2 separate regions of the Homo sapiens genome follow, and region 1 is linked to region 2. Evidence: read pairs that join two places in POLR2A ChIA-PET (ENCODE). Cell type or tissue: PC-9. All regions are shown on one strand.

Region 1 (4,000 bases), 65 kb before region 2:
TCATTTGCCTTCTAACTCTATGAAATTTTGGTTGATGCAGAAGTATTTTTTAATTATTTTTTTAATTATACTTTAAATTCTAGGGTACATGTGCACAATGTGCAGGTTTGTTACATAGGAATTCATGTGCCATGTTGGTGTGCTGCACCCATTAACTCGTCATTTACATTAGGTATTTCTCTTAATGATATCCCTCCCCCCTCCCCCCACCCCATGACAGGCCCCGGTGTGTGATGTTCCCTGCCCTGTGTCCAAGTGTTCTCATTGTTCAGCTCCCACCTATGAGTGAGAACGTGTGGTGTTTGGTTTTCTGTCCTTGCGATAGTTTGCTCAGAATGATGGTTTCCAGCTTCACCCATGTCCCTACAAAGGACATGAACTCATCCTTCTTTATGGCTGCATAGTATTCCATGGTGTATATGTGCCACATTTTCTTAATCCAGTCTATCATTGATGGACATTTGGGTTGGTTGCAAGTCTTTGCTAATGTGAATAGTGCCACAATAAACATACGTGTGCATGTGTCTTTATAGTAGCATGATTTATAATCCTTTGGGTATATACCCAGTAATGGGATCACTGGGTCAAATGGTATTTCTAGTTCTAGATCCTTGAGGAATCGCCACACTGTCTTCCCCAATGGTTGAACCAGTTTACATTCCCACCAACAGTGTAAAAGTGTTCCTGTTTCTCCACATCCTCTCCAGCATCTGTTGTTTCCTGACTTTTTAATGATCGCTATTCTAACTGGTGTGAGATGATATCTCATTGTGGTTTTGATTTGCATTTATCTGATGACCAGTGATGGTGAGCATTTTTTCATATGTCTGTTGGCTGATGCAGAAGTATTTTTATGTGATCAAATTATAAATCTTTCCCTTTATGTTTTTTATGCTTGGAAAGATTTTTCTCCATCCCAACATTATAAAAGCATTTGCCCAGGTTTTCTTTTAGTGCCTTATGGATTTACTTACTCTGTTTAGGTCTTTAATCCATCTGGAATTGTTTTCAGTACAAACAGCAAGGAAAGGATCCAGCTAAATTGGTTAGCCATTGGCCCATGACCATTCATTAAATAATCCATCTTTCCCTTGGGGATTTGAATTGGCACCTATGAAACACATGAATTTTCCTGTGTATTTGGGTCTGCTTTTGCACTTTCTGTCTATTCCTAAGACACAGCAGCCATCCAAATTACTATAGCTTTGTATTTATTTTTGATAATTTCTTACTATCAAATTTTTTTATCCGGTAATCCCAGCACTTTGGGAGGCCAAGATGGGCAGATCACTTGAGGTTATGAGTTTGAGACCAGCCTGACCAACATGGTGAAACCCCATCTCTACTAAAAATACAAAAAAAATTAGCAAGGCATGGTGTCAGGTGCCTGTAGTCCCAGCTACTTGGGAGGTCAAGGCACAAGAATCACTTGAACCTGGGAGGTGGAGGTTGCAGTGAGCTGAGGTTGCCCACTGCACTCCAGCCTGGATGACACAGCACCCAGGCTGATTTGTTCATCCTGAGGTCAGGAGTTCAAGACCAGCCTGGCCAATATGGTGAAACCCCATCTCTACAAAAATACAAAAATTAGCCGGGCATGATGGCAGGTGCCTGTAATCCCAGCTACTCAGGAGGCTGAGGCGGGAGAATCACTTGAAGCCAGGAGGTGAAGGTTGCAGTGAGCCAAGATTACGCCATTGCACTCCAGCCTGGGCAACAGAGCGAGACTCCATCTCAAAAAAAAAAAAAGCGTTAACAAAAAATTATTACTATATTTGATGGTAATAATTTTGGAAAGTTGACTCTTTGGACAAATTCTTTAACTTCTCTTGGCCTTGGTTTCCTCCTCTGTAAAACAGGGAGACTACCAATCTTGAAGGTTGTTCTGGGAATTAGTGAATTAATGGACCACTTTAGTTCCGGGGTCAGGTAAGCCTCTTTGAGAAGGTAATACTCCAGCTGAAATCTGATTGACAAGGAAGAGCATGCCTGGCAGAGGAAACAGCAAAGGCAAAGGCTCCGAGGCAGGGACTAGCTTAGTGTGATGCAGGTTCATGCGGAGCGCATCGCTCCTGGAGGGGACTGAACAAGGAGAGGGTGGAAGGGTGGGCCGCGGTGAGGGGTCTGGCTGTCACCATAAGGGTACTGGAGAGCCACAGCAGGATCAGGAGGGCGGGTGGGGCCCATTGACCCTGCCTCTGTCCCCACAGTCCATGGAGTCGCAGGTGGAGGAGTGGTACCGCGAGGTGGGAGAGCTGCAGGCGCAGACGGCGGCGCTGCCGCTGGAGCCGGCGAGCAAGGAGCTGGTGGGTGAGCGGCAGAACGCGGTGGGCGAGCGCCTGGTGCGCCTGCTCGAGCCGTTGCAGGAGCGCCGCCGCTTGCTGCTGGCTTCCAAGGAGTTGCACCAGGTGGCGCACGACCTGGACGACGAGCTGGTGAGGCCAGCGCAGGGGCCTGGGGCGGGGCGGGGCGGGGCGGTGGGGCGGAGAAGGTGGGCATGGGGCGGGGCTGAAGATGGAGACGGCTGAGACCCTCCCACTCATACGCTGAAAGACGCATTCAGCCGTTCACTCATTCATTCATTCACACTCATTTACTCACTTTGAATCATTCGTTGATTTATTCATGAAGTCACTCATTTATTTATTCACTCATCCATAGTTTGTTCTTTCCTCCACTCATTTATTTACTTAACTATTCATTCATTCACTCCTCTGTTCCTCATTCCATCACTCAATTTCCTGATTTGCTCATTCATTTGTTCACTCAGTTGATCATTCTAGCCCCAGCCCTGTGTTTGGATGATAGTGGGGCCACAGGGGTGGCCAAGGCAGACCCCATTGTGCCCCAGAGGGTTCAGAGTCCAACGGGGAAAACAGACTTGTCCCCAGACAGTGACAATTCAGGGTGGTTAGGAATATGATAGGAAACAAGACCTGTATGTGCAAAGGCCAACGGTGTGAGCCTGGCTTAAGTGCAGACAGCAAGAAAGAGTATGTCAACAGAGGAGACTGAGACAGGTGTGGTGGTGCCTGTTGTCCCAGCTACATGGGAGGCTGAGGTAGGAGGATTATTTGAGCCTGGGGATTCGATCCCATCTCAAAGAAAAAAAAAAAACAAAAAATGGAGGAGGCTGAATATTCAACTGGGCTCTTAGGCAAGGAAGGGCCTGGGATGCCGTGCAGGTTTAAAGTTTAGTTGCGATGCAGGGGTTCTTGGATGCATTCTCCCCTTGACCTGCTTCCTGTGTCCTCTCCAGGCATGGGTTCAGGAGCGGCTGCCACTGGCCATGCAGACAGAGCGAGGCAACGGTTTGCAGGCGGTCCAGCAGCACATCAAAAAGAACCAGGTGAGCAGAGCCAGGTGAGGGAGCGAGTTAGGACATTTGGATACATGTGATAGAAACAGCTGAAGGTGGTTAAAGCCAAAACAATGAATGTATTGGCTTTTGGAATTAACAAGACTGTGGACAGCAGATACAGATGTATCCAGGTGCTTCCATATATTTTCATGACTCTTGGCTCTATTTTTTTTTTTTTTTTGAGATGGAGCCTTGCTTTGTTGCCCAGGCTGGAGTTTAGTGGCACAATCTTTGCTCACTGCAACCTCCACTTCCTGAGTTCAAGCGATTCTCCTGCCTCAGCCATCCAAGTAGCTGGGATTACATGTGTGCACCACCACACCTGGCTAATTTTTGTATTTTTAGTAGAGATGGACGGCGGGGGGTGGGGTGTTTCACCAGGTTGGCCAGGCTGGGCTCGAACTCCTGGCCTCAAGTGATCCACTCGCCTCAGCCTCCCAAAGTGCTGAGATTACAGGTGTGAGCCACCGCGCCCGGCCTGTTTGTTTTTCTGCATGAGCTTTCTTCTTAGGCCAGTCCTCCTCTCCTGGTGATAAAAGGCCTCCAGTGGATTCAGGTTTACCTCCCACCAGCAAAACTGAAGAGAATTTCCCACCTCAATAATGTCAGCAGTAGTCTCAGGAATAACTCTCATTGGCT
Region 2 (4,000 bases):
GGAATGGATTCAGGCCCCTTCCTCAGCCTCATTGGTCCCCTCTGCCCCAGATGTGGATGAGTGTGCCCGAAGCCCCCCACCCTGCACCTACGGCCGGTGTGAGAACACAGAAGGCAGCTTCCAGTGTGTCTGCCCCATGGGCTTCCAACCCAACACTGCTGGCTCCGAGTGCGAGGGTGAGGCCGGGGAGGGAGGGAGGAGTGTGGATGGGTGAGGGGGGAGTTGGACCACTTCTTCAAGGCCACCCTCTCCCCTGCCCCCCAGATGTGGATGAGTGTGAGAACCACCTCGCATGCCCTGGGCAGGAGTGTGTGAACTCGCCCGGCTCCTTCCAGTGCAGGACCTGTCCTTCTGGCCACCACCTGCACCGTGGCAGATGCACTGGTGAGACCAGGCCCTGGCTGTGACCTTGGGCCTGCATCATGACCCCCGACCCTTGACCCAGATCACAACTATGACCTGGCCGTAACCTCCTGACCTGGACCTCAGTCCCTCAGTCCCCAGAGCCTGTGACTCCTGACCCTGACCTGGACCACAACTCTTGACCCTGAATGTGACTCCTGAGACCCAACTTGACAGTAACATTTGACCCTAACCATCACCCTTGATGATAGTCCCTGCCCATACCCTGATAGCAATTGTGACCCTCATGACTCTGGCCCTGAATGTGACCTATAACTCCTGAATTTGACTGTGACATTTGACCCTAATCATAACCACTAACCATAGCACTGACCATAACCTTGACTGTGTGACTCTTGGTCCTATCTCTTTCACAGCCCCTGCCTCTTCTCAGAATCCCTTCTCTGGAACCTGGTTGGGTTCATAATCCCTGACCCTGGCCCCTGACTTGAGGCAGAATTCTGGACCCTGACTATAACTTCTGATCCTAACTGGATTCAGATTCCAGTCACTAACTCTGACCCATGGCTCAGCCGAATCCCATCCAATGATCCTAGTTTATAATACTTGACTGGTCCCTTGCCCTAGTTGATTTCTGATCCCTGTCTGATCCCTCTCCTGACTCCAAAATCCTGGCACAGGTAGTTCCTAGAAACCTAGACCCACAGGACTTGCAACCATGGTCCCCGGAACCCGAGAACCTTGGTCAGCCCTACCCACCTCTGCCATAGAGCCCTCCCCCAGCCTCCAACTCATGAGACTTCCCACCACCTCCCCCAGACACCCTACTCCAAGGGGATTGGTCGGGTGTGTCCCGAGACTGGACCCTTTCTGAACACCCCCACCCCCCACAGATGTGGACGAATGCAGTTCGGGTGCCCCTCCCTGTGGTCCCCACGGCCACTGCACTAACACCGAAGGCTCCTTCCGCTGCAGCTGCGCGCCAGGCTACCGGGCGCCGTCGGGTCGGCCCGGGCCCTGCGCAGGTGAGCAGCATAGGGACCCGCCAGAGAGTCTGGGAGTAGGGCCTGGGTTCCAGGGCAAAGCCGGCTGGAAAGGTGGAGGCGGGACCAAGGCGCTGTGGGAGGAGCTTAGAAACCTGGCATTGGTGGGGGCGGGGTTACTGCGATGTGGGCGGAGCTTGTCTGGGAGGCCGGGTCCCGTGACTCCGCCCAATCTCCCGCGTACCCTAGACGTGAACGAGTGCCTGGAGGGCGATTTCTGCTTCCCTCACGGCGAGTGCCTCAACACTGACGGCTCCTTTGCCTGTACTTGTGCCCCTGGCTACCGACCCGGACCCCGCGGAGCCTCTTGCCTCGGTTCGTACCCGGGCTGATCCTGGCCCCGGAAAGGGTGGGCTTAGGGCAGGAAAAGGCGGGACGGGGAGAAGAGGGCGAAAAGGGGAAAACGAGTTTTTAGCCGGGGTATTCCAGCAGGATCAGGGGGCAGCTGGTGGGAGTCTCGAGGCAGTGAGGGGGGGCGGGGCGTGGAGATGAAAGGGCCGAGTCTGGGTATTTGGACCGTGATTGTAAAGAAGCTGTTCTAAACCCGTCGGGGGGCGGTGTTTGCAGGGAGGGAAGTAGCGTGAGGCAGGTTGGGGAAGGCGTGAGAGGCCTAGGAGAGCCGAGGGGCGGTGGAGGGGTGTGGCCTAGAATGTTAGGCGGAGCGGGAGGTGGGCCGGGCCTTCGGACGCCCTGTCCCGCAGACGTTGACGAGTGCAGCGAGGAGGACCTTTGCCAGAGCGGCATCTGTACCAACACCGACGGCTCCTTCGAGTGCATCTGTCCTCCGGGACACCGCGCTGGCCCGGACCTCGCCTCCTGCCTCGGTGAGAGGCCCCGCCCCGGCCTGATCCCTCCTCCCTTCGACTCCCCGACTCGCCGATTGGCCTCCCACCTCTGTCTTTCCTCCTCCGCTTCTCCCCTCCCCTTACCTCTTTCCCCCGCCTCCTCTCCTAGCCTCCCCAACTCTCCTCTACCCCAATCTTCTCCTGCCCTCTCCTCTGCTTCCCCGGCCTCCCCCTTCTGACTCTCCTCTCCCCTCTTTGTATCCCCCATCTTGCCTCCCTGCTTCCCACATCCGACCACCCGACCTCTCTCCTCAGACGTGGACGAATGTCGCGAGCGAGGCCCAGCCCTGTGCGGGTCGCAGCGCTGTGAGAACTCTCCCGGCTCCTACCGCTGTGTCCGGGACTGCGATCCTGGGTACCACGCGGGCCCCGAGGGCACCTGTGACGGTGAGCCTGCCCCCACCCGCCTTCGCTAGCGCTTGCAACGCGGTGCTGGAGGCTGCTCCCTTGGGGACTGAGGAGGGGCGCCCTGCTTCCCAGACTTAGGCGGAGGGAAAGAACACCCTCTCACCGTATCTCTGTAGTGGAAATAAGCCGCCACCGTGTCCATGTATTTTCTTGTGTCAGGATCACGGCCAAGCCTCCCTTCCAGCCGCAGTCCATTCCCCCTCTGCAGCTGAAGCCCGGTCCACATTTTAGGCTATGCCCCCAGTAAGACACCGCCCCAAAACTGTTAGGCCCCGCCCCTTCCAATCGGCCTCTGGATTAAAACCCCCTCTTCAGGCCCCTTCTCTTCCTAACAGAAGTTTGGACGTGCCCTTTCCGCGCCCTCCACCAGTCCTACTTCCAGCCTTCCCTCCAAAGAGGCCCAATCCCGGTGGCCCTAGGCCCCATTCTTTCCCAATGAGAAATTCCCAAGGTGAAATTCTCCTAGCATTGGCCCCCGCCCGTTTAAGCTCTGCCCTTCCTTGGTCTCTCTAGACAGGGCTTTCCATTCGCTCGGATGGCTCCAGTCTCTCGAACACTTAGGCCCTCCCTTCCTATCTTTGCTCCGCCCACAGACCCGCCCCTTGCCTTTTCTTACTTTCCAGGCCTTCCCTCCCGCCCCGCTCTTTCACCCCTCCCGGGTCAGGCTCCAGCGAGGCAGGAGGGTGGGGCTAATCTTCCATACAGTATATATTTTTTTGTGTCGGCGGGGGGGGGGGGGCGGTGATGGTGTGTGAGTCCGCATCTTGTGGAACACATGAAACAAAACATCTGTGGGCTGCCGTTGACTCTGCTAGACCTCTGACTCATGGAAATCTAGCTTCATAAGATCTCATTCATTAATTCCACAAGAATTCACTAAGCACCTACTCTATGCCAGCGTCTGGAAAAGGTAATAAGAGCAACAGGAAATAAGTCATATAAAAACCCCTGCCTTCCTGGAGTTATTGTGGGGTAATAAATATGTAAATAAATTCAAGATTTATACAGCAGGCCAGGAGCTGTGGCTCATGCCTGTAATCCCAGCACTTTGGGAGGCCAAGGCGGATGGATCACGAGGTCAGGAGATCGAGACTAGCCTGGCCAACATGGTGAAACCCCGTCTCTACTAAAAATACAAAAATTAGCTGGGCATGGTGGCATGCGCCTGTAGTCCCAGCTACTCAGGAGACTGAGGCAGGATACTCGCTTGAACCCGGGAGGCGGAGGTGGCAGTTGAGCCGAGATCGCGCCACTGCACTGCAGCCTCGGCGACAGAGTGAGATTGTCTCAAAAAAAAAATTTATACAACAAAAAACTGGGGGGCACCTTACTATATGTTGG

Evidence for each region. ChIA-PET counts read pairs that join two places held together with the same protein. Peaks named below come from ENCODE experiments on the same cell type or tissue, not always from the same donor. Only the 100,000 strongest peaks of a DNase experiment are listed, where the experiment ranks them.
Region 1: POLR2A ChIA-PET joins it to region 2 with 6 read pairs; 12 of 35 experiments call an interaction of 5 or more read pairs at or near these places.

The regions. Positions count from the first base shown.
Region 1 is chr19:40,546,979-40,550,978 of GRCh38, forward strand. It overlaps SPTBN4 (spectrin beta, non-erythrocytic 4), which reads left to right. Exons shown (of 36, transcript NM_020971.3): 21 at 2,211-2,435; 22 at 3,260-3,349. Among named protein-coding and RNA genes, the nearest start is that of SHKBP1, 28 kb to the right of the region's middle. In PC-9, CTCF peaks have their summits at 2,283 and 2,482; no DNase peak of the experiment used is centred here; H3K4me3 peaks cover 439 bases; H3K27me3 peaks cover 966 bases.
Region 2 is chr19:40,611,809-40,615,808 of GRCh38, forward strand. It overlaps LTBP4 (latent transforming growth factor beta binding protein 4), which reads left to right. Exons shown (of 30, transcript NM_001042545.2): 14 at 51-176; 15 at 265-384; 16 at 1,257-1,388; 17 at 1,596-1,721; 18 at 2,108-2,230; 19 at 2,507-2,638. Among named protein-coding and RNA genes, the nearest start is that of LTBP4, 12 kb to the left of the region's middle. RefSeq lists enhancers at 2,097-2,644, 2,866-3,145. In PC-9, no CTCF peak of the experiment used is centred here; DNase peaks (open chromatin) are centred at 1,553, 2,113, 3,203 and 3,513; H3K4me3 peaks cover 2,650 bases; H3K27ac peaks cover 2,526 bases.